Linked DNA regions of Homo sapiens: all the other regions are linked to region 2. A link is a loop called in an ENCODE intact Hi-C map of the cell type or tissue named here. Cell type or tissue: heart left ventricle. All regions are shown on one strand. Each heading gives the region's core, and the rest is flanking DNA. Links, peaks and the distances in the headings are about the cores only. Region 1 has its middle 48 kb from the start of ABCC9. Region 2 overlaps KCNJ8-AS1 (KCNJ8 antisense RNA 1). Region 3 overlaps C2CD5 (C2 calcium dependent domain containing 5).

Region 1 (10,312 bases), core at 2,819-7,818, 290 kb after region 2:
GTAATTGATAGAACAGATAAAAAATGAGTCAAGAGGTGATTTGAACAACAGTTCACATACTTGATTTCTATATTGCACATAAAGAAACATTATTTGAAGTACAGAAAGGATATATACAGTCATACTCCACATAACAACATTTTGGTCAATGACAGATTGCATATTTGAAGATGGTTTCATAAGATTAGAATACAGCTGAAAAATTACTATCACCTAGTGACACCTTGTGACATTGAAGCCATTGTAACATCATAACACAAGGCATTACTGACCTGTTTGTGGTGATACTGGTGTAAACCTACTGCACTGCCAGTCCTATAAAAGTATAGCACATACAATTATGTACAGTACATAATAGTTGATAGTGATAATAAATGACTTGCTGGTTTATATATTTACTATACTTTTTATAGTTACTTCAAAGTGTACTTCTTCTTATTAAAAAAAAAAGCTAATTGTAAAATATCCTTAGGCAATTCCTTCAGAACTTCCTTCTTATTCCAGAAGCAGGCATTGTTATCATAGAAGATGACATGGGTGTTATTGCTCCTAAAGACCTTCCAATGGGTCTTCCAGTGGGGCACGATGTGGAGGTGGCAGACAGTTATATTGATGCTCCTGATGCTGTGTAGGCCTAGGCTAATGTGTGTGTTTTTGTCTTAGTTTTTAGCCAAAAAGTTTTAAAAGTAAAATAAATTTTAAAATAGGAAAAGCTTTTAAAGGTATAAAGAAAGAAAATAGTTTTGTATAGCTATACAATGTATTTTAAGTATCATTGCAAAAGAGTCAAAAAGTTAAAAAAAGATTGAAAAGTTTGTAAAAGTAAAAAAGTCAGCTAAGATTAATTTACTATTGAAGAAACAATTTAAAAAATAAATTTAGTACAGCCTAAATGTACAGTGTTTATAAAGTCTGCGGTAGTATACAATAATGTCCTAGGCTTTCACATTCACTCATCACTCATTCACTGACTCACCCAGAGCAAATCCAGTCCTGCAAGCTCCATTCATGATAAGTGCCCTAAATAGGTCTACCGGTTTTTATGTTTTATACTGTATTTTTAGTGTACTTTTTCTATTTTAGATATGTTTACATACATTAGTACTTACCATTGTGTTACAATTACCTACAGTATTCAGTATAATAATATGCTGTGCAGATTTGTAGCCTAGGAGAAATAGACTATAGCATATAGCTTAGGTGTGTAAGACGCTACACTATCTAGGTTTGTGGAAGATCACTCTACGATGTTCACACAATTAGAAAATCAGCTACGGATGAATTTCTCAGAATGCATCTCTATTGTTAAGTAAAGCATGACTGTATAAAAGTTGACTTCATATTAGGCTACAAAGCAAATCTCAACAAGTGCCACAGAATTTATATATCTTGCAGAAGCACATTTTCTTACCATAACAAAATTAAAAATTAAACCAAGGTAATTAAGAGTCCATATACTTGGAGATTTAAAAGTACACTTTTAAAACTTTAATTGTCAAAGAAATCTTTTTTTTTTTTTTTCCCTAGAGTCTGGATCTCACTCTGTCACCCAGCCTGGAGTGCACTGGTGTGATCATAGTTCACTGCCACTTTGAACTCCTGGGCTCAAGTGATCCTCCTGCTTCAGTCCCCCAAGTAGCTAGGACTACAGGCATACCACCACACCTGGCTAACTTTTAAGGTTTTTTTTTTTTGTAGAGACATGGTCTTTCTATGTTTCTCAGGCTGGTCTCAAACTCCTGGACTCAAGTGATCCTCCCACCTTGACCTCTCAAAGTGCTGAGATTACCGGTGTGAGCCACCGCGCCCAACCTCAAAGAAGAAATCTTAATTATGATAAAAACATACTTCATGTTTTACAAAAACACTGCACATCAAAACACAGAATAAAGTTGAAGCAATCCTTAGATGAATTTTATAGTGTATGTTCACATATTACAGATGAGGAAATATTAAAAATGGGTTATCTAAACATCAAAATCAGGAGTGAAAAAATTGTAAACCCAACGAAAGCGGCTTACAAAAAAAAATAAAGAGCAAATAATAATAACAAAGTGAAAAAAACACACTCAATAGGGTAGATCAAGAAATTATAGCACAACATGATAACTTGTGAGGAGAGTATGTTCAAGTTTCCTCCTGTGCGCAGCGGCTTCCTAGAGTCCTTCGTGCCGAGTCCTGTCTCCCTGTCTAACCCCACTTCCTTCTACTCTTCCTCTCTCTCTCCTCTTCTCTTTCTTTTCCTCAAACATGCCAACCTCCTTCCACCTATTTAAGACCTTTGCACTTGCTCTTTTCTCTGCCTGGAGCACTCTGCTCTGTTTTTGCATTCATCACAAACTTCTTTGTTGCATTCACATTTGCATTAAAAAAGTGTTTACTGAAAATCAGTGATGTTCCTGACAGTAGAGATACAGCAGTGAACAGAATAAACAAAAATATCTGTAATTATGGAATGTATGTTCTAGTAGCTGGCAAATTTTCACTCAGTAAGGTCTTCCCTGACCACCAATATAAATGCCAATGTTACTTATTTTCCTGTTTTCCTATTTATTACGTTTCTTTGCACTAGTGTGCCACATCTTTGAGAGAAGAGACCTTGTCTATCTTGTTTGTCACCTTTACTCTGAGGGCATGGAATGATACCTAAAACAATTATGTGTTCAAGAGCTATTAGGTAAAAGAATGAATGCATGAATAGGGGATTCATGGAAGGTGTCTCCTCAATTATATTTGAGGAAAACATTTGCCTGAAGCAAAGGGGTGTGTGTGTGTGTGTGTGTGTGTGTGTGTGTCACCAAGCAGAACAAAGATTCTGTGTAAACTCAAGAGAATGGATACTGTGGCATTAGAATGAGAGGTTAGATGGGCAGGCAGGGACCAGATGCAAATAGTCTGGTTGCTATGCAAAAAGAGTGGACATTTCATCTTACAAATAACAGTGCGCATGATGGCCATTTGTTTCAACACAAGATGGGAAATTTAAATCTCCTTTGGGGATTTAATTTTAAAAGTAAAGAATGTTTCTATTTGGTTTGAAAACAACAACTCTTTGGTTGTAATTATTTTTATGAGCTCAGTTTTAGTTAACATATAATATATAACTGCAAACACTATACAGTTGATAAAGGACATTTCATTAATAATCAACTTTACATGGTGCTTTATTGGAACACTGAAATAGGTGTAGATCAAGCACTGGAACTTAGTTATGTACAAACTTAGAATGTATTTTCCCATAACTGGTGTCAAGTTTACTTTCAGTGTGCCCACTTGTGCCATCATCACCATCAACATCAGATCTCACATGGATTGCATGGCTCTTATATTCAAGTCACTGTTCTAATCCATTTAATTTTCTCAAAAACTCTCGGTGCAGGGACAATGAGTTGCTCTAAGTCCCATAGCTAGCACATGGAGTAGGCAGGATTCAAAATGTGGTAGTTCAGCTCTGCAGCCTGTGCTCTTAACCCTTATTCCTCACCGCTTCCGTCCTTCCTGAATTCCATCCCACCCACTGAGTTTTGTCACCTAATCTTATGGAAACATGTACTCTGCAGATTTAGGTCATCTTCCCATGCCCTCCTTCTCCGCCTCACTGATTTTCTTTGCCTACCTCCAATCCTGTTCCTCCTCACAAGCTTCTGCCACTGATGCCATCCCTGGTCTGACCCCTGGAATGGAAGGTCCTGGTGAAAGACAAAAGTCATAGTCGGGTGCTTTCAAAGGGACGGGAGTCTGTGTTCTCAATCAGATTCAGTCTGTCAGTTGTCTCTAGGGATGTGGGATCTTCATGTAGGTGGCATATGGAATTTTCTAATCAACGTTTATCTTCCCCTGACCCCTCATCAGTGGTGCACACACCTTCCTCTGTGTACATTCTCCTGAGCAATCTGAGTGGCTCCTGTCCCTCTGTTCAACTCTTGGCTCTCTCACTTGGAATCTTGAGAACTAGCCTCCGTGAACTCTGGGAACTGGGATATAGTGGCCCTCAGCTCTCATCTTCATAGGAACACTGTGATACTCTCATGCTCTGCTGGCTTCTGGCATCAGAGGATCTCCTCGGCAGTGGGGTTTCTGCCTTCACGAGTCTCCAGATGAAAAGTCAGTGGCATTCTCCAATTTTTAGAACCCTTCATATTTTAGAATATATAAATCTAGTGCCTCCTTCAATCTAGGGGTTGGGGGAGAAGTTAAATGCTTTAGAAATTGTGTTCTCAAGAAAGTGATCGCAAGACTCCATCTCAAAAAAAAAAGAAGAAAGTGACAATTTTTACCCTTCAGGGTGCTGTGAGAACCCATCATTTTATGAACTCAATGGTGGGTATCTCATACTACGGGAGTGGGGAACAGTAGACATTGTTCATGTTAAAAGGTGAACTCCCAGTGCCTTTTGTTCTCAGCTATTAGTTTAGCAAGTCCTACACAAAAGCAGTAACACCAGGGAGCTGGAAAGAATCTAAGTTGGTACATCACATCCCATTGTCCACATCAACACACTCATGACATAAAACCTTGCAAAGAAAGTGATATCAGCACCACTTGAATCAGTATAAGGAATTACAAGGACTTTATAGAGTTTAAGTGACTTCTGACAATAAGCACTTCTATGTATTAGCTCAAATATGTTAAGATTTAAACCATCACTTAAAATTCAAGAACAATATGACCTAGGCCTTTTATTTTGGTAATAAGATATATAGTTTACTTCTGAATGATTAATACTTCTACTAAATGTCAAAAGCCAAAAGCTACAAATTTTTCTTAGATAATACACATTTTTAGGTCTTTATATTAAATCAAATAATAAATTTAGCCATACTTTGTATCAATCCTAATAATATTCCTGACTACCAATATGAATGTTAATCTTACTTATTTTCAGTATTATATATTACATAAATATAGTATGATGATCCAGTAATTATTTCTTTAACACTTGGCTTATATTAAGCCTATTTTCCAATATGAGAAATACAGCTGGAACTACCTACCTCATTAGGGTCATAATAAACTGTACATAACAATACATTTAAAGCCAAGGACAGGCACTTAGTACATGGTAGTCATCATTCTGTCCTCAGTACTAAAATTTTTGCATAATTCTTTGTCTTCCATTCAAAATTTTTTGAATTTTTCAAAAAGTTCTTATCAGAAAATAACACAGCATGTCCTGTGCATTATATAGTTATTCATTCTAAAAGTACTGTGTTTTCAAGGGTCTGGTCATTGCCCAGGTCAAAATTGTATTGCTTGTGGCCAAAAACGTTTCTACCCACTTATTCTTGTCTTATCCTTGCTGATTGGTGGCACTTGTCAATAAATATTGGCAGTAAAGTCTTTGAGAGTGATGTCTCCTAGTCTCCTAGATACTGTTTAATGTAGATTTCAAGCCCTATTCTTGGAAAAAAATCCCTCAAAAAGATTTCAGTTCTCCAAAGCGGTATCTCCAGCTTTCCCTAACTTTACTGACGGGTTAGCCACTCACCTCCACACACTGTTAGACATTCTACCTCCTTTCAGCCATATTTTTTTTCTGAAATTTTGTGATTTTCAATATTGCTATAATAATAGTGAAGCTCACATTTTCATAGCTTTTCTTCTGCACTGTTGCTCCCTCTAGTGCTGAGTTGAGAGACTGGATATTCGTAAGACAATGTAAAAATTTTCCTAATTTAACTAATAGAAAAGTTAACTGTGGAAAAAAAATATGTTATTAACACATTGAAAGTATTTCTACATGCCAGGGCTAGGGTACCATTCGTTACCATATCTCCAGCAGCCAGTGCAGCATTGACTCCTAACAAATATGCTTTGAACCAAACTGCTGAGAGAATACATAGGACGGAAAAAAAATTAAGACTCTATCTCTATCTTAACTTTTTTAATTCAAGATGTGCCTTTTATAGTGACACCTAAAGTTTTAGAAAGATCTTATCATAGAACAGCATTATTTAGCTAGCTATGAAAAATGAAATAATGCCAGGCACAGTGGCTCACACCTGTAATCCTAGCACTTTGGGAGACCGAGGCGGGCAGAACACAAAGTCAGGAGCTCAAGACCAGCCTGCCCAACATGGTGAAACCCTGTCTCTACTAAAAATACAAAAATTAGCCGGGCGTGGTGGCATGCGCCTGTAATCCCAGCTACTCAGGAGGCTGAGGCAGGAGAACTGCTTGAACCTGGGAGGCGGAGGTTGCAGTGAGCTGAGATCGCGCCACTGTACTCCAGCCTGGGTGACAGAGTGAGACTCCATCTCAAAAGAAAAAGAAAAATGAAATAAGTAATTCTTCAGAATATTTGTCATAAGAATAAGGTATGTGATTCAAATATATGTAGAAAGAAGCAGCTTAGCAGTTTCTAACTTAGCGGGAATTCTGACATTTGGATGTTGTGCACACAGACTTTTGAGGAATTCTTCTGCATACCACAAGCTAGAGCTACTAAACTTCTGTGAATCCCACAGTCTGTTGTTGGGGATAGCTGCTGGCAAAGCTTACTTCACTCAATGCGATCTACCCTATCAGAGTTATCTTCAACTCTTGTCTCAATAGTCAGCCATTTGCTTCCAGTATTGTCTTTACTTTTCACCTCTCCTGCTTAATGCTCCCAAATCCAAACAGCTCCATTTTACAGTTGAGCATACTTTATTCACTTTACTCTTTAACCTGCAGGTTGTTGGCTAGGATCCTCTCTACAATACTCACTTCAGATTTGGAGCAGGATTCTCCATTTAAAGCAACAGGGGCAGGAAGACATCCACGTTTTGCATGACAGGTCATATACTATTCAATATGTTATAAGATACCTATATACATCTAACAGGCATTCTATTGATTTTTATAATACAGTCTACAGAAAGTAAATTTAACAAAATTGCCTTCGCTGGTGAGAAAACATAGATTCCCCAGTGACTTTCAACTATGCCCTCAAGGGCCATGTCAAAATCCCTGAAAGTGGATGGTCATAAAATTTTTGTGTTAATCCATGGGTTTTCAATAGTTGAGAAGTAGGGGTCTAATTTAGAGGGGACTGTCTAAAGAGGTATGAGGGTTTAAGTCTATGACCTTATTAAACTCTAAGACTGATTGCTCACAATTACACAATCCAGCTACCAAAAAGTAATTTCAGAATAACTCAATATCTTTACTTTTATTTCACAAACACTGTGAAGTTTATACATAGACCCCTCTTCTTTTCCATCTTTCTTTCCTCCATTCCACAGTCTTTCATATTATTTGTCCTGCGCCTGTCACTTTTTTCCTTATTCTGCAAAGCTCAGAAGAACCCAGATGGCAAAAAGCAGAACTATTCACAGAAGGTGAAGGAAAGAAGACTTGGCAGATTGGTAGACAGAGTTAGAATCTCTTAGGTCAGCAAAAGTTAAAAAAAAAAAAAAAAAAGAAGGTTAAGAACACACACACGTATTTGCACATATGTTAAAATGTTTTGACCCATCACATAAATGTGTGTGAATTGGGGGTGAGGACAAAAAAAAGATGGAAAGACACATTTCTGTCTCTTACACGACGGAGGAAACAAAATACCTCTGGTCATTTCTATTCTGATTATTCACTGCATGTTTAAATAAGGTTTAAAGAGACTCTCAATGCCTCTCTAAATTATGGAAGCAAGTAGCTGATTCTTAGCTTTCTTGTAAATTTCACAAAGACTCCTTTGAGGGAAAGCCACAGTCTCCTAGAAGCTGTTAACTTGCTTTAAATCAATTGCATTAAACCAATTGCATGAGCAATTGGTTTAGAGTTAGGAAATTTTATTATCGCTTTAACCACAAGAGTATGCAAAAAGATAAGACAAGATTCTAGTGTAATAAAGATTCCTACCTAGCCGGCTAGTAATCTATATAGAAGAATTAGATAAGATTATTTCCAGTGTTAAATAATGCAAAATTTCAAAAATATTGCTGAAGCACATTTGGGAATCCCATACTTACCTGTGCCTCACTGTTGTTTAGACAGTTAACACTTCATCAAATGTGCTTCCTGGATTGCAAGTCCAACTATCATATTAGTTGATGCTGGATAATTTTGGTTTACTAATGCACCATTTTATGCTAGCATAAGGAGCCCTACATTTCTTAGGATGCAAGCAACTGGTTTGGAAAGGATAATTTTCCTATTTGTAAGAATATAGTAATAAAACACAGTGAATGTTTGTCTTAGAGAATTTGTCTTTTCCAATGCACAGGACAAAGAATCTTTCCCACTGTTATCTTTGAGATCCTTCTTCAGAATGTGGTTTCTACCTAGAATTCTGCTGCTACTTTCCTGTGGCTTCTGGTTCTTGAAATTGCTTGCCATATAACCAAGAGAAGGAAAGGGTATCAGTTAGGATTCGGTTCAGCTTCATAGAACAGAGACCCTACTATGGAGGCTTAAATGTGCAGGTTTATGCTCTTAAGTTTAATGAAGATTAGAGAACGCAGCTGGGGCCTGATACAGTGGCTTCCTAGAGTCGTAGGGGCCCACAGAGATCTCTGAGCTCTCCCATCCACAGTGCTTACAAATGCATTGCATCTGCATCTTAAGCAGCAGGAAGGAGGAAGTAGCAGAGAGGCCAAAGGGCACCCTCCAGCTGTCTTTTATGAAAATTTCTCAGAAGTTACACACTTCCACTTCCACTTCATTGATGGTGCTGAATAAGATCAAGGCATAAGGAAAGAGAAAGATATAGGGGCAGACAAACAACAGTCTCTGTAGCAGAACATGACGATGACACAGCATATCATCTTTTCTGATTTTAAAGCAATCAACTTAGTATTTAAATTCAATCACTCAAGATTTTCCTTTGTATCTTTACTTTTCCTCCCTTTTCTTAAAGTAAACTTAAATTTCCAGAGAACTTACATATTATGCTGCAATCAGAAGAAGGGTCTCTGCCTTAGCTATAGTGTTGCTGATCACAGCAAGACTTTTTATTGCCATCATGAGGCCGGTATTACTGCTGAGTCTATGCTTTCTCTGTGGTCCTTGGTCGTGAAGTTCATACACTCCAAATCCTACTCATTCCAACCTCAGGTCTCTTTAGGGCCTTCAATCTTCTGCCGTTTGTAAGGTTGGAGATTCTGCCCTTGCCCATGGTTAGGATAGGAGAGGCTATGCTGCAGAGAAAAGAAAAGAAAAGAAAAGAAAAGAAAGAGAAGAGAAAGGGAGGGAGGGAGGGGAGGGGAGGGGAGGGAAGGGAAAGGAAGGGAAGGGAAGGGAAGGGAAGGGAAGGGAGACTATCCCCAAATCTCAGTGATTGAACACACAAAAGTTTATTTCTAACTCACACTGCATGTCTGTCGAGGTTTCTGGAAGCCTCTGTATAGTCACTCAGAAGCCTAGTCACTGTGCATAGTCACTCAGTTGGTTTGTAGAACCTTCCTCAGCAAGGCCTCTGCTGTAGTGGGGTCTTTGAGTGACTATGCAGTCACTCAGAGGCCATGCTGAGGAAGATTCTGCCAACCAACTTGTAGTCATCTTATCTAGACCATGTGGTCTTCTCTGTCACTATGGTAGGGGAAGAGAGACTGGAGAATCACCTTGGGTTTTTGCTATCAGCTCCCTAATTGATACAGCATCACTTCCTGCCAGGGATTGAATGTTTGTGTCCCCCAACATTCATATGTTGGAACCCTCTCCCCTAAAGTGATAATATTTAGAAGTGAGGACTATGGAGGCTAATTATATCTAGATGAGGCCATGAGGCTGGGGTCCTCATGATGGGATTGGTGTCTTTATAGGAAGAGACCAGAGCCAACTTCCTCTCTGCCTCTGCCATGTGAGGATACAGCAGAATGGTGGCCATCTGCAAACCAGAAAGAGGGCTCTCACCAGACACCAAATATGCTTGCACCTTGATCTTGGACCTTCCAGCCTGAGAACTGTGAGAAATAAATGCTTGTTGTTCAAGCCACCAATATACAGTATTCTATTATAGCAGCCAAACTGACTAAGACACTTCCAATCTCATTTTATTGATCAAATTAAGATATGGTCCACCTAATTGCAAGAGTAGAGGAAAATGTTTCTTTCAATGCCTGTGAAGAAAGAAGAAAGGAGTAATGGATAGAATTGATAATGTCTATCTATCTCTCAAGCTGACTATGACTCTGTAAGTCCACCCTCAGGCCCCTCAGTCTAGTCAACTCACTCAATCACTGCTGATCTACCTGTAAGGCACAGTGACATGGAACTTCTCTGTGAAGTTTGTGGTCTCCTAGGCCACTTTCCAGAGTCCAGAAAATGGTTAACATTTGCTCTTTAATACTTTCAAATGTATCTGGGATTTCAATTCTTTCTTTCCAGG
Region 2 (10,312 bases), core at 2,603-7,602:
CTCAACATTACTAATCGTTAGAAAAACGCAAACCAAAACCATAATGAGATACTATCTCACACCAATCGGAATGGCTATTATTAAAAGGTCAAAAAATAACCGATGCATGTGAGGTTGTGGAGAAAAGGGAGCACTTACACACCGCTGGTAGGAATGTAAATTAGTTCATCCTCTGTGGAAGTCAGTTTGGAGATTTTTCACAGGACTTAAAACAGAACTACCATTCAACCCAGCAATCCCGTTACTAGGTATATACCCAAACTACCATAAAGACACATACACGCATGTGTTCATCGTAGCACTATTTACAATAGCAAAGATGTGAAACCAGCCTAAATGCCCATCAATGATGGACTGGATAGAGAAAATGTGGTATGTATATACCATGGAATACTATGTAGCCATAAAAAGAAGGAAATCATGCCCTTTACAGTAACACGATGGAGTTGGAGGCCATTATCCTAAGCAAATTAATGCAGGAGCAGAAAAGTAAATACTGCATATTCTCTCACCTGGGAGATAAACACTGAGTACACATGGACGCAAAGAAGAGAACCATAGACACCAAGACCTACTTGGTGGTGGAGGGTAGGAGGAGGGTGAGGACCAAAAAACTACCTATCAAGTCCTATGCTTATTATCTGGGTGACTAAGAAATCCCATGACACACAATTTAGCCATGTAACAAACCTGCACACGTACCCCCCCGAACCTAAAATAAAAGTTGCAAAGAAAAAAAAACCAGTATTAAGCAGGTATATTTCTGTTTTTACTAATGTATCTTTGGGTTGATTCCTAGAAGTAAGACAGCTGGATTAAGGGTCAGGATTTTGTATTGTTTTCTAATCTCAATGGGCAGTCTTGAGGTATGTAGCTTTTGCCATGGTCATAGTGAAACTGGAAAAGTTCCCTTGTCCCCTTCGCAGGGCATGCGAGAGAGGGAGTGGCTAGCTTCTTCAGTGTTTCGCTGCTCACATCTCTGGGGGAGCATACAGATGGGCAGGATGTGGGGCTTCGACCCCATGGCAGTGTCTAGGGGTGAATTTTTACAGCTCCTGAAGCCCCAGTGAGTGTGTGCTACTGGGGGCTCTTAGTTTTGCTGTCTATAGGCAGCTTGTGTTAATCAGCTCAATTAGACACTCTGCCTCGTGGCAAGGACAGAGGCCTTTCTGTATCCCGGGTTCTTGCCTTGGTGTGCCTGAAGAATCGGTTCACACGTGGGCTTGAAGAATGAGTGCAAGGTTTTACTGAGTGGAAGTAGCTCTCAGCAGATGAGGGAGCCAGAAGGAAGATGGTTTTCCTCTGGAGTTGGGCTGCTGGATGGCCTGGGCGCTCTCCTCCGACTGCCCCAGCCAAACTCCGTGTCAGTCTGCCAGTCGGTTGGTGGCTTGTTGGCCTGCTGGTGCTTGTCGGTGCGTTCCTCTCAATGTCCAGCCACCTGCGTGTTCCTCCAGTGATGTGCTCCTCTCGATGTCCAGCCGTTTGTGTGTCTGCCTGTTAGGGTGTTGGGGGTTTTCATAGGCATAGGATGGGGGAGTGGCACGCCAGGGTGGTCTTGAAAAATGCAACATTTGGGCAGGAAAACAAAAATGCCTGTCCTCACCTAGGTCCCTGGTCACAAGGCAGGTGGTGGAGTCCTAGTCAGGGACCACGCCCTTCCCTATTTCCGTATCATTTAAAGGGCCCACACCAGCACTTCCCTTCCCAGCACTTCCCTTCCCCACTTCCGTATCAATAGCAGGGGTGGGATTCTTAGGACATCAGTGCTCACGGGAGTGGGACAGTGGTTTAATAAATAATATTATCTTTGGAGATAGACACATACACACACATACCACACACTCAAGCACCAGGTAAGTGAATAATGTTTCATTCAACCTTGTTTTCTCATCGCATTGATGAGAAAAAATATCGCTTCTTCCTACGGCCACTGTCGTGTGAACCTTGAGTATTCTCCCCATGTCTGCATGGGTTTTCTCTGGGTACTCAAATTTCCTCCCACATCCCAAAGATACGCACATTCAGTGAATTAGCATGTCTAAATGGCCCCTGTCTGAGTGAGTGTGAGTGTGTGTGCCTGAGTGTGCCCTGTGATGGGATGGCGGCCTATCCAGGGTGGGTTTCTGACTGGTGCCCTGAACTGCTGAGACAGACTCACCCACCTACAACCCCGAGCTGGAATAAATGGGTAGATAATTATCCTGCTTGAGTATATTAATAGTTAAAAAATGTATATATAGTTCAAATATTTTTCTATGTTTAATATTAGAAGTGCTTTGGCTCTTTATTTAGAAGTCTGGTGATGTTTTTGTGACCAGAAATTTGTTGTAGGAACTGAATCTTATTTATATCAAGTAGCTGGTGGTAAAATTGGTTTTGTTATATGTCGTTTTGTTTAAACTTTTGTTTAACAAGCAATAGGTTCAAAGAACCTATTTAAGATATAAAGTGAGGAATTAATGTGTGTGTGTGTGTATATATATATATTTTGTAAAATCACTGCCTTTTTAAAGGGTAATTTGGGAACATTTTTATCATTCCTCGGAACGAAGGATAAACATTCCTTTCCTTAAAAATAACATTGGAACATCATTTTCCAGAAATATAAGAATTCTCTCACAGTGGTTGCTATTTTACTTTTCAATGACTTGCCAAAACTAGAAAGCAGAACATATAAAATTTCATCTGGAAATGATTTCTGGGACTTATGTGGTTTTTGTGCTGCTATTCTTTTTTGTGTGTTTTTATGTTAGGAAAAGTCATAGAAGAAGCCAAATTTGGTGTAGGAGCTGAATTAGTTACTGTGATTTACTAGAGATGGACAGGGACTGTGGCAGTCTTTGGCAGGCCTCGAGGAGCAAACTGACAAAGCTGTCATTTTCACATTTAGAATTTTCCATGTGTTCACTGCCAGCCTAGAAACCCCAGGAGCGTGGTGTCCCCTACATTTTCCAATATGTGAAGATGTTCTACCCAGATCTCTCATATGATTGATTCTACAGCCCATATAGAGTCTTGCCCTGTTATTCTAGAGTCACCATTCAGAGTCATCCAATATTCTGAAGAGCTCTTTTCCTTTCATAAAGGCCTTTTCATATCGCTGAAAACAGTTAATCATCAATCTGCATTGAATATCCAGTATATAAAAGAGACTGAAATAATAAACGCCAACTTTTATTGAGTGCTTAACATGTCACAGGCATGATGCTAGTTAAGCTCTTTTCATGGATTATCTCACCTAATTTTCAAAAAGGTTTATTAGTATTTCAAAGGGGCAAAACTGAAGATCTGAAGCCTAGTACTTTTGCAATACTGTAAAGTTGCTAGTGGTAGAATGCTTTCTGATTTTGAAATCCACACTGTTAACCAAGAGACCACTTCATTAGCTAATGAGGGTTCTCTGGAGTTGCTAAAGGAAATGTCATTCATACTTTCTTGAGAGGAATGGATCATATTGCACAGGAAAGGGATGTAAGAACATATATGTATTGTTCTTACATCATATATGTGTGTGTACTAAAGCCCTGTTAGAATGATGAGCAAGGAAGGAATGAGTTTAACCTTTAAATTAGACTGACCTTGCTTCAAAACTTGGTTTCTCCACTCACTCCCAGTGCAGACTTAGATGAGTTATTCATTGCTCTGAGCCAAGTTTTCTCCACGCTTAAATAGGAATAATAATTCTCCAAAGTTTTTTTGAGAATTTGGAAATACTAATATGTGCATAAAATGATTGAAACAGTGTCTGACATATAGAAAGCAAACCCTAAAAAGTAATATATAGATAACCTTTGAGGCATTTTCAAGTCAGTGAATTTTTACGTTTGGCAAGGACCTGGGTAGTTGAAGAGGATAATATGATAGGCAATACAAGTGAAAATAAAAGAAAGCATAAAGACTTGAAAGCAGAAACAAACAAATGGTGTGTGTGTGTGTGCAACGTAAGAAAGTTTGATTTCCTATATAGAGAGTTTAGTATGCTGTGTAATGTGAGATCACATTGCTTAGTGTGTGATAGAAGCTTGGGTGTAATAGAAGCTTAGATATGATGGGAGCTGCTGTGGAATCCCCCTGCAGAGTCAAAGTCTGTCATGTTGAAACTCCACACTGTCAAAAGCAATGGTATCTTGAAGTTTGTCTGATTTAATTATGTTGACAACTTCCTAGGAAAGACACCTTCAGAGCCTGATAGAGGCAAGCAGGTGATGAGATGTCCGTTTTGTATGCTGTGCCCACCACATAGCATGATTGTAAATACTTAGTTCTCTTGAAATAACAACTGTGAAGGAGGAGTGCCATGGGGAGGTGAAACGGATGCAATGATCATTTAACTTTTTCTATGGTTCTTGGGCCTGAAAAGTAGGAACACCTCTATGTTCCTGGAAATTGAGAAAAAAAAAATGTGAATCAGAAGAGATCATATATTCCGTATTGCGACTACTCTGAGTCATATCAGTAACACAAACATTTGATAATCATTTCTTAATTAAACTTCTGAACATTTTTTGACATTTTATAAAACAATGCTTTTCCCAAACTAATTCTATTTTGAGCTATCAGAATGTATATCCTGTTTTCTTGCATTTTCACCACCAGATGGCAGTGATAACCTATTCATTCATTTCTTTCTCTTTTTTTTTTTTTTTTAATCGTTCTCTTGTTTAATGTTATTCTAGAAATGAACCAGTAGCTCTAAATTAAAAGTGATGGCCAAAAATTCCCACTTTATTTTCTACGACAAGTCAGCATGCTAGAGTCACAGTTCCCTTGTGCAAAGAAGTGAACAAAACGTGCATGGAGGGAAGCACAGGAAATATCGTGATTTTGTGTGAGAGCTGGAATGCCACTAAGTAATAAATGACTCTGGTAAATTGTAAAAGACTACCTTGGGTTGTGTATATTAAAAGTATATAAATTTCCGTGTGTGTTTGTGTCAGAGAGAGAGAGGTCTTTGGGTTTGGGGTAGAGGTTGTATAAATGTGACTTCAAAATGTCGCCTGTCATAGGCTACCCTTGTCACATTCTAGGGTTAACCCTGTTAAGGGTGAAAAAGTGAAGTTATCAAAAAATGAAGTGGGCCCTTACACAGCACAGATGTACATGACCTCGGTCTTTACTCCACTTAATCACCACTTCCTTACTCAGTTTGTCTTAATATTGCTTATTTCATTTTTCAGATATTTTCTGCAAGAATAGTTTTCTTGTTTAACTATCCTGGATTTACAAATACATGTTTCAGCTTGGAAAACAAAATTTTTTGTTTAACTTTTTGTATTTCGTAGCAATAGCAATGAAAATCTTCTAAAGATTGGGGGAAAAACCTATAATTTTTTTGGACACACTTCTTTAAACTTTGCTTGATGAGGCTGTTTTTAAATGAAACATTCACATGCAAAATTCAAGAGACCGGGAAAAATAGTCTGAAATTGATAAAGTTGTTTGTCCATTGTATTTTTAGTCAGGATTATCTGGACCATTTTTTAACATCTTGGAGTCGTCAGTTGATCTGGTTTTAGTTTCAGCTGAAAAGGACAATTTTCTGTTCTCCTTCAGTTAACCAAGACGTGGTCACAGACCAGGCAACACAGGTTTTGTCAGTGAGATACCATGGAAAGGAAAAGAGGCCTTATAATTATAATCAATAGGTCTGGGTTTGATGGTGTACTTTCAAAGACCACACATATGGCTGTGGGCATGTTTTTATCATGATCTATAAAATGGGGATAATAACGCCTATATGGGGTTCATTGAGATAAAGTCTATGATCTTTTGGCATGCACGCAATAGTCAATAGAGAGTTTTCTTTCTCTCTCAGTTTACCCCCTGGATAAAAGTAGGTTGATTCTGGCTTAAGTTACAAAGAGGAAAAGCTGTGTCTTCCACATTTGTTTCTTCCAGAAGTTTACTCCATAACCATCCACTTCCATGCCTTTCTTTGGTCTGGAATTTTCCTGATGATAAGCTAATGGGGAAAATAATTTTTTATTCTTATGCTTTTTGCAGCCTTTTAAAACACATAATATGCATCTAGAAGTTAAGCTTCTTTACTTAATTGAATAAGAAACAACATTACAAATGAATGCAACATAGTGAAGATTAAATAAGGTAATTAACAGGTCGGTGCTTTGAAACGTTTATTCTGTTATAGGATTGGAAGGATGTAAGAGCATGCTTTAATATAGAAGGTTTCTAAAAGCCTATGTCTTAAAGGGGCCTCTAAGATCCATCTCCACTAAAGAGCTTCCAACTCTGATATATATTTCTGATATATATTTCTGAGCAGATATGGTAATTGGCCTTTATGTTCTGGAATGACACAGATTTCCAAAGGCAGGCAACATTCAGTCTTTCCTACAGTTTCGGCATTGACTGATTGATATTTTATTTTCAAATAGCTTTATACTTTATTTTTGAAATAGAGGATAATGTTCCTATGGAATCTTGGCATCCTGAAGGAATAACTTGTGTTTTAAAAATTTGCTTGGGGACATTGTGGTGTTTAGGAACTCAAAAACCACATGGCACTTTGACAAACCTGTGCAATCAAACCATATTTGTTCAATGAAAGCTTTGGGTTGCCTTATTCTAGAATGTTGAATGCTCAATAGCTTCCTGACTTTGATGTGGTGAAGTTGGAGAATTTTTCATGTGGGGAGTAGTAATCACTTTCTATCTTGCAATGGTGGTACAGGAATTTGTTTTTATGGGAGATGTTCCCTTTCATCCAGGAGTTTCCCAATGCTAATGTTGGATGAGAAGCTCTGAAATCCAGTGAAGGAACCAAAATGCAGTACAGTTCTTCCCTAGTAGCTAAAGGGGGTTGGTTCCAGTACCCTCCACCCCTTGTGGATAACAAAATCTGTGGATGCTCAAGTCCCTTATACAAAATGGCATAGTATTTGCATACAACTGTGCACATCCTCTTGTATATTTTAAATCATCTCTAGATTACTTATAATACTTAATATCATGTAAATGATGTATACATAGTTGTTATACTATGTTGTTTTAAAAATTTGTATTATTTTATTATTGTATTGTTATTTTTTATATTTTTGTCCACAATATTTTCAATCTGAGGTTGGTTGAATCTGAGACATTGGAACCCATGGCTATGGAGGATTGACTGTACCTTCAGACTGAAGCATTAAGTGTACTATTTAGTAATAGTAATTGTATCTATTGGCTGAACTTTGTTTCTGCAAAGTTAGAAATCCTCCCTACCCCATATTTTGATTTATGTAGCCTAAGGCCTCTTTGTTTTAGATAGGTGTGTAGATGCTTCCCTCCCCCAAGAATTTATTCACAGGAGATGGGAAGCTGAGACTCTGTTATCACTGACGGATGCAAAGACTGTTCATCATTTTATGAGGGAAGCCAGAGAAATGAGATGGACTGGGCTTAGTGGAAAAGAACCTTAACATTTGTCCTTCGCAAGGAGTTACGTGCAATTGACATTTGTGATTGTCTTGTCGGGAGCATGTAGCCAGAGACTCCTGTGGGAAGAGATGCGCAAGAGAGAAAATATTGATAGATATGAATGTAGACACACATATACATATACCATAGGCATATCTGTATGTACATACAAAATAGTTTATCAGATCTTACTGATATATTTCCAATTAAAATTAGGGAAAGAGATGTGTGTGTCAGGGATTGTTTTTACTTTAACTACAACTACTTTCTTCTGTATCAAGAATCTTGGTTCCCATGAATGCAGGAGATAATAAAATTAGAATTTCCCGTAATTATTACTTTATCCCATGTTATAAACAGAATAGTCTTAAAATAACCATACCAAAATCTCCACCATGAAAAATTACTGAGAATTGTTCAAATATATTTTGCATATTCTACACATTATGTCAATTTTTTATAACTTCACTACTTTGCTTAAATATAAAACCATTATATATTATACTCTCTTCCTTTAATCTTCACTTCATCTGGCTCTACAAGTAACTATATGTTTAATACTCCTCTTCAGTCCTCATACCGATAATTTTCTATTCATTTTGGTTGTCTAAAGTACCTACCATAGTAGATTCCTAAGGAGGAAAATAGAAACAACATTCCTTCAGTTTTTGCATGCTGATAAAAATTCATGTGTGCCCTTTATACTTGAAGGTAAATTTTGTTGGACATAAAATCCACGGCATACATACATATGTATGTATCTTCAAGTTTATTCTACTTTTTTCTGGGATAATACATTGCTGTCCAGAAGTCTGATGATAATATAATTTTCTTTCCCTTATGTCATTTTGTCTTTTTTGTACATTGATGTTTTGTGTGGACATAAACTGCACATGTTTAAAAGGTATGTGGTAGGCAGCATTCTACGATAGTCCCCCAAATTTCTACTCCTGAGAGTGTACACCCTGTATAATCCTCTCTGTTATGGACCGAATGTTTGTGGCCCTCCTGTTCCAATTCAAACATTGAAGCCCTAACCCCCAATGTGATAATATTTGGAGACAGAGCCTCTGGGAGATAATTAGGATTAGATTAGGTTATGAGGGTAGGGCCTTTATGCAATGCCACGATCTCGGCTCACCACAACCTCCGCCTCCTGGGTTAAGCGATTCTCCTGCCTCAGCCTCCCGAGTAGCTGGGATTACAGGCATGCAGCACCACACCTGGCTGATTTTTTTGTATTTTTAGTAGAGACGGGGTTTCTCCATGTTGGTCAGGCTAGTCTCGAACTCCCGACCTCAGGTGATCTGCATGCCCCAGCCTCCCAAAGTACTGGGATTACAGGCGTGAGCCACTGCACGCCTGTAAGGTGGGTTTTTGATGAAGTCAATTTCCATGTTGTGAGATGGCTACGTGACAAGAACCTGGGGGCAAGCTCTAGGAACTGGAGAATCCCTAGCCAGCAGCCAGCAAGATAATGGGGATCTTAGTCCTACAACCACAAGTCATTGAATTCTGAGACCCCTAAGTCTCAGATGTGATCACAGCCCTGGCTGACACCTTGATTTCAGTCTAGTGAGATCCCAAGTACAGGATCCAGTTAGCTCATGCTTGTATTTCTGGCCCACAGAAATGGTAAGATGATAGGTTAGTTTTAAGTCACTAGGTTTGCAATAATTTGTTATGCAGTAATAAAAAACTAATACAGGGTGCAATTTGATAAGTTTTGATATATGCATATGTATAGAAAACCATAAACAAAATTCAGATAATAAACATACTTATTACTCCCTTAGATTTCTTCATGTTCTTTTATAGTCCCTCATTCCAGTCCCACCTCAACCTACCATATTTCCAGGAAAGTATTGATCTGATTTCCTTCACTGTAAATTAGTTTGTATTTTCTAGTCTTTTTTATAAATGGAATCATACAGTATGTATTTGTTTGGCTTTTCTCTTAAAGAATAGTATTTTGACACTTATCTGTGTTATTATGTATACCAGTAGTTCATTCCTTTTTATAGCCGATTAGTATTCAATTGTCTCTATTTACCAAACTTTATTAATTCATTCAACTGTTGATGCACATTTGTGTTGTTTCCAGTTCTCAGTGATAACAAATAAAGATGCTACAAACATTTGTGTATACATTTTTTAGACATGTACTTTCAATTCTCTTGGGTAAAGACCTAGAAATGCAATGTCTTCATCATATGATAGATGTGTATTTCAATTTTTTAAGTGCCTAAATTTTTTTTCAAAGTGGTTTTACAGCTTCATATTGTCAGCAAAAGTTAATGAGAGTTCCAGATGCTCCACTTCCTTGCCAACACTTGACATGATTAGTTTTTTTAAATTTTAGGTATTTTAATAGGTGTGTAATGTTATCCCAGCATGACTTTAATCTCTATGACCCTAATGGGTAGTAATATTGATCACTATTTTATGTGTTTATTTGACATATGTATATCTTCTTTTTGGTGACGTATCTCTTCACATATTTTGCCCATTAAAACAAAATTATTTCAACAGCTTTTAGGGGTCCAGCCATTTTTTTGGTTATGTGGATGAACTGTATAGTGGTGAAGTCTGGGCTTTTAGTGTATCCATCACCCTAACAGTGTACATTTTACATACTAGGTAATTTTTCATCCCTCACCCACCTCCTACCCTTCCACCTCTGAGTCTCCAATGTCCATTATACCACTCTGTATGCCTTTGAGTAGCCATCTTAGCTTATGAGTGAGAACATGCAGTAATTGGTTTTCTACTCTTGAGTTCCTTCACTTAGAATAATGGCCTCCAGTTCCATCCAAGTTGCTGCAAAAGACATTCTTTGTTTTTTACGGCTGAGTAGAATTCCATGGCATATATAAACCACATTTTTATTACC
Region 3 (10,312 bases), core at 2,756-7,755, 760 kb after region 2:
CTCCAGTTCTACTAGACTGTAAATTCCATTAGGTCAGGGACTGTATCTGTTTTGCATACAACTATATGCTAACATCTAGTTCAACAGGTGCATATAATAAGAATTCCATATATAATTGTAAGGAAATAAAATCCAGTAGTTCAGGGTACTTTTCCCATATTGAAAAACAAGCAAAACAGAAATCAAAGGCTAGTCAATAGCTTGAAATGCTTTTCAACCTAGGTTTCCACAAATTCTATTGGACTTATTTACAGTCTAGGAGGAAATTTCCAACTTTAAACTGGAAGTGAAGGGGAAAAATGACTGCAGTATTAGAAAACCATTTTATTGGGTCACATCCTTCTGAAAAGCCTGAGGATCCTACATATAGTTGTATAAAGATATCTCTTTTTGTAGTTAGGGAATTAAGGGAGTTGCTTCAGCCTGCCTCCAACTCAATCATAGTTCAGTATATTTTTTGAGTTTTATCAATTTCCTGTTTATTAAATCAAAAAATTCTGATGACACAGTAGCTACAGAGGATTAATTTTAAAAATATTAATTAACTGTAAGAAAACGACTCAGGCAATTAACACATTTGGGATATGGTGCTACACAATTATTATTATAAGTTTCTGTTGAAGGAAAACCTACTAAGAAGCAACATTTTGAGGTATGGGAGCTTAAGTAGTCAAGAAGGCTTAGGAAATACAATTTTATGGATTCAAAATAGTGTAATATCCATGTGCTACCAAGAGCAAGTAGAAAAGGTTAATTCATAATATATGCCAGCTTTTCGCACCAAATCTTTGTCAAATTTAAATGGATGTAGAAGTATCATCTATTTTAATTCTCTATCCAAAGGCTTTTGAGAATATCTTCATAGTTTATTTTTCATCTTAACGTAATTAAGAGTGATATAAAAACTAATTTATCTTTTTTGGGGGGAAGGATAGAGTCTCACTCTGTCACCCAGGCTGGAGTGCAATGGCGCAATCTCGGCTCACTGCAACCTCCACCTCTCAGGTTCAAGCAATTCTCGTGCCTCAGCCTCCTGAGTAGCTAGGATTACAGGCATGTGCCACCATGCCCGGCTAATTTTTGTATTTATAGTAGAGAAGGGGTTTCGTCATGTTGGTCAGGCTGGTCTCAAACTGCTGGCCTCAAGCAATCTACCCGCCTCAGCCTCCCAAAGTGGTGAGAATATAGGCGTGAGCCACTGTGCCTGGCCTAATTTACCTTAAAGAAAACATCCATCTAATTAATTAAATAATCTGTCAGAAGCTATTCATTTATTTGCACAAAAACATATTGTGTTTATTCCATGCCAGCTACTGTGCTAGGCGCAGGATGGTGAGTATGATATTAAAGACAGTGTGCAGGCTGTTATTCCTAAGAAAGTATAGAAATACTGCTGGTGAAGAAGGGCACAGCTAAGTCATCTTTATAATGAATATACTTTTTAAAAATACAAACTGCAGCTGAAGTAAAATTTGAAAAGGTTATTGGATGTCACACCTCAGTAACTAAAAAATTTCCCTATTCACCATATTAATTTGCTTGGTAGCCCCTGTTCCTTAACATATGACACAACGTAATTTTTTTAAGTTTAAATTCCTGTGTTATAAAAGATATAACAGGCTGACTCTGATTCTGAACTTTTCCCACATCAAGTAAAATATTACAACTTGTTATTTAAAAACCAAATTAAAGTTTAATGATACTCAGTGTGAGGTAAGACTGAAGAAATGTCATCCTCATACACTAACTGAGAGAGTAAAAAATGAGCAGCTTCATTCCTTTCTCAGGAGGAAGAAACAGCAGAGCTAAATTACATAAAGTATCTCCTTAGACATGTATCTGTAATACAGTCCTCTACTATTTCTAAATGTGATCTGTCAAAAATTGCTAAATTACTGAGGAAACGAAGCTGTTCTTTCAGGGCTATTTTAAACTTCTATTTGAACACAGATATTTGTTTTATTTACTATATGATAAGGTTCTAAGATTTCTAACAATAAATAGGTTTAAAACTAACACAATTCTTGTGATAATCCTCGCTGCTAAATGAAATAAACTCTAGACTCAATCCAGATAATTAAAATATAAATAAATATTTGTAAGTTTTTGGCAAAAAATAACAATTTGAAACTTAGTTTTGTTACTAAATCTTCAGAGAAAATTTTTTAAAAAATGAAATAACTTCTATAAAATTACCTCCCGAAGAGAAGTAGTCTCTCGAATAAAAAACATGTTAATTATCCCAAGATACTTAGTTATTTTTGCTCCAGGAATAAAAGAAAGAGGTGTCATCTTAACAACCCCAACTGTGGAATTTGCACAAGGTGGAGCAGAACGATTCCGGAAATTTCCATCACCCACTGGACTTGCTTTTTCAACTGTCATGGCTAAAATTGGAGAAAAATGAGAAAACATTCAGAACAGACGCTGGTAACACAATTATTCCCTGAGGTTTCCAAATAAGTGGTGACAACATTCAGCTGTCTGTGAGGCTAAGCCATGTCATGAAAGAAAAGAAATTATCATGCACTGCATGCAATTAAAAAAGAGAGACAGAAAAACATGAGAGGAAATGCTGGAATGGAATTCTTTTGGAAGAAAAATGGCATTCCTGCAAAAGAAAATGTTGATGCAGTATAGCTACACACACAATGATTGGTTATAAAGTGAAGAAAAAGAAAAAGCGGCTGAGCATTAAAATTATCTGCTGTAGGAACAAATTATTACAAGGAGAGTGTGAAAGTTGTTCTATTTCCCAGTGCAATTTTTCCATCTTTTTCAGACGACTTCATCATTGTCAACTTGTAGATAAACCTTATGTTATCTAGTTGTAAGATACTGGTTTTTTCCAAACCTTTTTGAAAACCAACTCATAATTTTAAAAGCTTAACGACCTCTGCTAGCTAAAAGTTGGTTGTTTATAAAGTAAAAAAATAATAGCTACCACTTATTAAATAACTGCCATAAGCCAGACATATATATATATATCTAATCCTTACAACCACCCAAAAACACAGGTTATCATCATCATCCCCATTTCATGCATGAGGAAATGGAAGGTTAGAGAAGTTAAGTAACTTGCCCAAGGTCTCATAGCTATTAAAATGGCACTTCTAGGATTCAGAACCAGATCTGGCTGGTTTCACATCCTATATTATTTCCTGTGAAATGTAGTTTTTTCCCCCTTTTAATGTACGGTAAGCTCTTTCACTCAAATATATTTACCTCAAAATTTACCAAAACACATGGCATAAGATAACATATAAGTAATGATTCTGATTCTAGCAGTAAGGTAATAACTACTTTCTCACCATAAATTCTTTATTAGTTTAGCCCTCTGCATATCACACTTAATAAACCGACAGATGCCACATACTAAATAGTACCTTGGGTCCTGGAAGAATGTCTTTTCAATAAGAGAGTTGGCAATTTACTTCCAATTAGAATGATATAATATCTATTTATATACTTTTAAGAATACCTGCACAAAAAGGAAAATTTTAAAAACACAATTCTATAGGTAAAACTAATAAATCTAAAGGCCTTTCAAAAGCTTTTCCTAAATGACCGTTACAGTCTGCAGCTTTCACACTCTAATACATGATGGATTGGCAATGTTATTACTGGGTAGTAAGGTCTAGCTTTCACCACTGGGAAATCAGGGATATGTTTCTCAGATTATCATAATGTGGTAGAAACATCCGCCTACTTGTCTTAATTGATCCACGCCTTATGGTCTGAGCTTTCAGTTTAATGAGCTCTATCCAGCTGCTGCATCTGTCTGCAAAGGAACTGTAATCAACTGACGTTGCTGAAAACACAGACAGAAAACAAAAGAAAAAAACAAAGAAAAAAATATGGATGATGTCTCTTACTCGTCTTAACACTCCTTTCGATGATGTAATTTAACTGTAACTCAGAAAAAGAATGGTCCTTTTCAAGTCAGATAAGAGAGATAGTAAAGAGTCAAGCTTTAGACACTGATTTGTCCAAAACCAAGTTCTCAGTTAGCAGGCTGAGCATTTCTGGTGATGTCATAGTTGTGTGGTCTCCTAGGGAGAGCCTGAGTGGGGTCTAACATAAATATCAATGAAAGGACCACATACTGTGCTTTAACTAACTTTATTTCCTATTCTTCTTAATTTACAATATTTCAGTTGTTTCTATTTTATTTTATAATCAAAGCTTTGTGAATAATTCATTTCCCTAGTTTTACCCTAAAATTTTAAAAAAAGAGAATCAAATGTTGAAGAATATATTTTTAAAAGTTAGTAGTTGACTTATCTGTTATTAAAGTATCTTCTTTCTACAATCAGTAAGAGGAAAACCAAAGGGCCATTTTTGTTAATGTTTTGTTTCCATGTCTGATTTTGGGCAACAAAGCCTCTGATAATATGGGGTCAGGGCAGGTGTGAGCCTCACAAGTTCCCCCTTTTAAAAACAATAACTTTTACTACTGCTAAGCTGGAAAAAAAATTTTAAGGAGCTAAAATTTTATGCTTAGAAACTGGGAAACCATTAACATACTAAAAAATTTAAATATTAGTTTAATTGATGCTTTTAAAAGAACATATTCTACCTACAAAAAAAAAAAAGCCAGATTTTGGTGTCTATTCCATATTGTCCAGTGCATTTTCTTCAATGTCTATAATTTTATGCACCACCAAACTAGAATTTTACACCTTTGGTGACTATTTGCTTAATTAGACAAACTCACCTCTCTGTGCAGCTGGTATACCTGAGTTAGAACTTGCACTCTCCAGGTGTTCTAATAAGACAATATGAACAACATTAGCTCAGATGCTAAGTACAAGCCAGTACCTCTTCTTTGTTATTTGTTAATACCTCTATAAGCCAGAAGAATAGGAGGAAATCTTTATGGCTTCATTGCAAAAGCAAACCAAATAAAAGCATCTAGGTTTAAAATGCAGTTTCTATTGATAAATGAAAACTAGCTCAGTTCATAAATACCATGCCAAAGGAGACTACTTGCTTACTGTAACACAAAAAGAGTTTCAGAAACTTTATAGTCACAAGAAAATATAAACATAGTAACGAATGTGAGTATGATGAAAGCAGGATGTGAGACTAGGCAGAGAAAAGGGTCAATGTGTTGGGAAGAATATCTGAAATGAAACATGGAAGGAAAATGTTTGCTGTGGGGAAGAGTCTATAAGATTACAAATTACAGACAAGATAATGATTATGCTTCACAGATCAGCATAAGCTGCTCCCTAGTCTTAACTCTCACCACCAACTTCTTCATTCGAAGACTTCGATATCAACAGCTCCCTCTGGTGGTATCAAGACTTTGTGAAACTAAAAAATGAGTGATCACAGAGGTAACCAGGAATCCCAAGCCAGTATCACTCCCTTTCCAGTAACCTGACAGTAGCATCCAGAATTTTCCCTGATATTTTTTATTACAGGTATTTAAGGTATTGTACAAATTTAAATAGCACTATAAAAAAACTTCATAACCTATTTTTAATGCTCATGTTCTACCCACATTAGAATATTTAAATTTTTGTTTGAAAGAATTTTACAACTAAAAGAATAGTCCTGCCAATTTAGAAATAACTCATGAAAAGCACTGAGAATAATTCGGTTGGCTTAGTATAGTATAGTTTAAGTATAGATAGATAAATATGTTTTTTCATTTCTACTTAGTGTGTTGATTTTTTGGTAACATTCTTAAATTAATAAAAAAACTTTTCAAAACATTATTTGTACAGAATGTTTCTACCATAGAATGTTGCTGCTAATTGAAAATACAATGCAAGTATCTCACCACACCCCACCAACACAATTTTTTTTTTTGAGACGGAGTTTTCGTCTTGTTGCCCAGGCTGGAGTGTAGTGGCACGGTATCAGCTCACTGCAACCTCCACCTGCCAGCTTCAAGTGATTCTCCTGCCTCAGCCTCCCAAGTAGCTGGGATTACAGGCACCCACCACCACGCCCGACTAATTTTTTTGTATTTTTTGTAGAGATGGGTTTCACCATATTGGCCAGGCTGGTCTTGAACTCCTGACCTCAGGTAATCCGCCTGCCTTGGTCTCCCAAAGTGGTGGGATTGCAGGTATGAGCCACCAAACCTGGCCCACAGTTTTCATAAAGCAACTGACCACTAGCTAATCCTGTAACATATACAGAGCTGATGAATAAAAGGGATCACCAGGTGGGGTCCACGAATGGCCTATGAGGATACCACACTGTGGACATGCCCTGACCATCATGCTCACTGACTGGAGATCTAGATAGGAAAAGTCCTCCTGATTCAGGATCTTGAGAGACTTTGGAAGTCTAGGAGGAGATGGGACCTAAAGAAAGACCAGCACAGACCTGACATTCAGAGGCTTACCACATCTGTAGGGACACTCAGCACAGAAACAGACTCAATGGAGAGACTGGGACACCAACTGTCCTACCCCTAACTTACATATCCCAAGAGAGTCCTGAGGCTCTCATATGTCTTGTGCAGTATAGATTTGGTTGGTGTAGAATTACAGAACATATAGCTGGCATTAGGAATTCTGTGCATTTTTTTAAACTGCAGGGGAAAGAGGAACGGCTTAAAAATTTCTGAAAAATCACTAAAACGAAAATCTTTTCTATACCTTGATATTATCTGAGTAATATGGAATTCCCTAGTAGGAACTGCATATATTTTAATGGCAAATGTACACAGAAAGAGCTTACCTGAGTATGTATTAAATATCTGTTCCCATCTCTAACATCAAGTGGAAAAAACAAGGTACACAATGATATGTAAAATACTTGTGTTTTTTAAAAAGGATGAATAGAGTATCTTTGAAAGACAGACAGTAAACTGCTAAAAGTAGTTGCCTCTTGGGGAAGGAAATGGAGAAGAGAGCTTTATTCTGGACTACATGATTTTTGTAATATTCAAATTTTTCACGATATACATGTATTACTTTTACCCAGTAAAATTTATATAAAGGATGAAGAGGGAAAAAAGGGAGGGAAAATGTTTATTCCCTGCCCTCAAATACGAATGCATCTGAAAAAAATCTGAAAAACCCAAGTTTTTAAGGGAGATTTTTGATTTCACTTAGGGAGAGCAGGTTCATCTTTTAACATGCTTGCTATCTTAATTTTTCTCCTAGAAAAAAAAGGCCCAAGAGGCCCAAGGCCAGCTGGTCCCAGCAGCAGATAGACATCAGCACCTGGACTGGTTTGAATACCTCAAATGTCTGATGACCTCAGACTCCCAGGCCCTCTGCTCCTCCTGATCAGAGTTTGGCTTCCCAGGTGATAAGCTTTTCAAAAGAGAAGGTACTGCAGATACATGCAGTCTGGCTCACTGACCAACTGGGAGTTCCAGTTTAAAAGAAATAAAACAACATGCAGTCTCTAGACTAATACTAAATTAAAAACAACATAGTTCATTATTCAAGGGTAGAAATCTCCTTAAAAGTCTTTCAGGCTTTGCTGAGTTGTGCTCACTTGTGTGCCATTTGTAGATCTATATGGAAGAGTCTGAAACAAATGCTTTTCATGTCAAGATCCCCCTTCTAGCTGCAAACAGTCTCAATTAAGCCACACAACAGTCTGCTTCTATTATAATTTGGTTTCCCACTTAATGCAAGAAGAAGATTATTTTGCATTTTTTTAAAAGTCACCATTAAGTGATAACCCTGCAAGCCCCAAATAAATGACCCTAGAAACTTAGCAAAGCAATACAGGGCTATGGTTTTATAATTCCCCTAGTGCACTCTAGCAATATTTAACAAGCCCTGTGTGTAGTGGTGTGGGAGGGAAACTAACCCAGGTTAAAATCAGCTCAGTGGAAATGAGCATATTAACGACAAAAAGGATTCTTCCTCCCTCAAACAGACATTCTCCAGTACGTCTAAAGTCTGAGACTTTTCCATTCTTCTAAATAACTTGTCGTAACCAATGGCAAAGGTATTCGTTAGCTGCAGCGATTATTTGAATGTAGGTCCCCTCCAAAACTCACTGAAATTTAACTGCCATTGTAACAGTACTAAGAAGTAGGACATTCTGGCCAGGGGCAGTGGTTCACACCTGTAATCTCAGCACTTTGGGAAACCTAAGTGGGCGGGTCAGTTGAGCTCAGGAGCTCGAGACCAGCCTGGGCAACATGTTGAAACCCCATCACTACAAAAAAAGATAAACATTAACCAGGCAAGGGGGTGTTAGTGGTCCCAGCTACTCAGGAGGCTGAGGCGGGAGGATCGCTTGAACCCAGGAGCTAAAGGCTGCAGTGAGCCAAGATCGCAGCACTGCACTCCAGCCTGGGGGACAGAGTAAGACCCTGTCTCAAAGAGAGAGAGAAAAAAAAAGGCCAGGTGCGGTGGCTCACACCTGTAATCTCAGCACTTTGGGAGGCCAAGGCAGGCGGATCACTTGAGGTCAGGAGTTCGAGACCAGCCTGACCAATATGGTGAAACCCCGTCTCTACTAAAAATACAAAAAAAAATTAGCCAGGCATGGTGGCAGGCGCCTGCAACCCCAGCTACTTGGGAGGCTGAGGCTGGAGAATCACTTGAACCTGGGAGGCAAAGGTTGCAGTGACCCAAGATCGTGCCTCTGCATTCCAGCCTTGGCAACAGAGGGAGACTCTTGTCTCAAAAAAAAAAAAAAGTAGGACATTTAAGGCCTGATTAGGCCAGGTCTCCACCCTTATGGGTGGGATTGGTGCCATTATAAAAAGGGAGATTTGATCTCCTCTTGCTCTCTTTTTGCCCTTCTGCCCTGTGATAACACAGCAAGAAGGCCCCTGCCAGATGCTGGTTCCTTGATATGGGACTTCCAACCTCCAGAACTGAGTCAATAAATGCCTGTTCTTTATAAATTACACGGTCTCAAGTGTTTTGTCACAGTAGTACCAAACAAACTAAGATAAATACAGGAATAAATTTCTACACTGATCAGTACCTCTTTTGACTATCTATTCACTTTATATCATTAGAATTTGCAGATCATCTTTGCTCTAAATAATTAAAAAATATTTGAGAAAATCTTATCTGAATGTCTTTTAAGAATTACTAAAACTAAAAAACTTCCTACAAATTTGGAAATGATTCTCTGGCAGATTAAAATATATGCAGTTGGGAGTCATTATAATTTATGTTTTATTTTCCTATTTAAACATTCTCAGTTTTATTATGATCAAAACTGGGTTTTATGTTTCTTTAGGAATTTCCATCAATTGATAATGCATTGATTAGTTATGCTTTATAAGTATAAAATCTAACTTCATGACTGGGGTAGACAAATGATATATCTAAACATTCAGTATAAACCTGATCTATAACGATACTCAAATATTGATGAATTGATAAGGAAACTGCCATATTACAGTTGTAAATTACTAAGGCACACAGAAAGACAGAACTAGCTTCAATTTGGACAGTTTATAAGGGAAAAATTCAACTGTGATACCTAGGTAGTACATATATTAGATAACAAAGACAATTAACTTCCCTATTTGGGTCATTTAAGTTTCTAATTAAAGGTGTACGACATTCTAAACCACTTGTCTTTCTTCTTCAATCCCCTTCTTACATTTTCCTGCTTCCATTTCCAAGCATGCAATCTCCCTCTCACTCCTATCTTTTATAGCTTCTCTTCCAAATAATCCGTTTTCTGTCAGTAACTCAATGCAATTTTCCTTTGCTTTTTACTCCCTCTTCCTCTAACTGTGGATTTCACTGTCCTCAAGCTGCCTTGAAGAAGCCACAGAGATAAAGATTCTTTATTCCTACTTCTCCATCAATTCTCTTGCCTTCCGTCCTTCCTTCCTTCCCATTTCTGGGATGAGTTTTTCACACATTTTCCTCTAGTTAGTTTCTGTTTTTTGCATTCTCTTCCCCTGAGCGTCTCTTTCCTTTTAAAACTTGCCATTGATTATTTGGCCTCCAATAACATCAAGAATTTTAACTGTTTTTTATTGTTGCTGCCACTTGGTCATAGTGACAAAATATATTTTTTAAAAAATAGTAATAACAGACATGCAATGGACTATTAATATATAAAATGCTTTTAATTAGTATAAGGAATTATATATAGTCATAAGAATTCAAACCGTTAGTTGGCAGGAAAAGTAAAAGATAACTTCTGTATTTTTTACAAATGTACACTTCTAATTGCTATTTTAAAATAATGTTAGCAAGACATTAAATTCAAACAGTTAAACTATTTTAAAATCAAATCTGTGAATGAGACTGTCTCTAAAAAGAAAAAAAATCTAATTTGGTTTAACAAAGAAAAAGTAACTCTTCTAGCCTACAATAAAAAACTTCTGACGTAGACACCTAATTTT

The links. A loop is a pair of places that touch in the nucleus more often than their neighbours do. Peaks named below come from ENCODE experiments on the same cell type or tissue, not always from the same donor. Only the 100,000 strongest peaks of a DNase experiment are listed, where the experiment ranks them.
Region 1: it touches region 2 in a loop (9-fold over the local background); 77 of 110 quality-filtered maps call a loop at or near these places.
Region 3: a loop joins it to region 2, with 4 times the contacts of the local background. A loop is called at or near these places in 37 of 110 quality-filtered maps.

The regions. Positions count from the first base shown.
Region 1 is chr12:21,984,388-21,994,699 of GRCh38, forward strand. No RefSeq gene overlaps it. Among named protein-coding and RNA genes, the nearest start is that of ABCC9, 48 kb to the left of the region's middle. In heart left ventricle, for the core only: a CTCF peak has its summit at 5,633 (motif pointing left); no DNase peak of the experiment used is centred there.
Region 2 is chr12:21,693,423-21,703,734 of GRCh38, forward strand. All of the region lies in intron 1 of KCNJ8-AS1 (KCNJ8 antisense RNA 1), which reads left to right. Among named protein-coding and RNA genes, the nearest start is that of KCNJ8-AS1, 36 kb to the left of the region's middle. In heart left ventricle, for the core only: a CTCF peak has its summit at 4,585 (motif pointing right); no DNase peak of the experiment used is centred there; H3K4me3 peaks cover 362 bases.
Region 3 is chr12:22,454,775-22,465,086 of GRCh38, forward strand. C2CD5 (C2 calcium dependent domain containing 5) reads right to left here. Exons shown (of 27, transcript NM_001286176.2): 23 at 4,718-4,768; 24 at 3,710-3,811; 25 at 2,197-2,387. Among named protein-coding and RNA genes, the nearest start is that of C2CD5, 85 kb to the right of the region's middle. In heart left ventricle, for the core only: a CTCF peak has its summit at 5,284 (motif pointing left); no DNase peak of the experiment used is centred there; H3K27ac peaks cover 219 bases.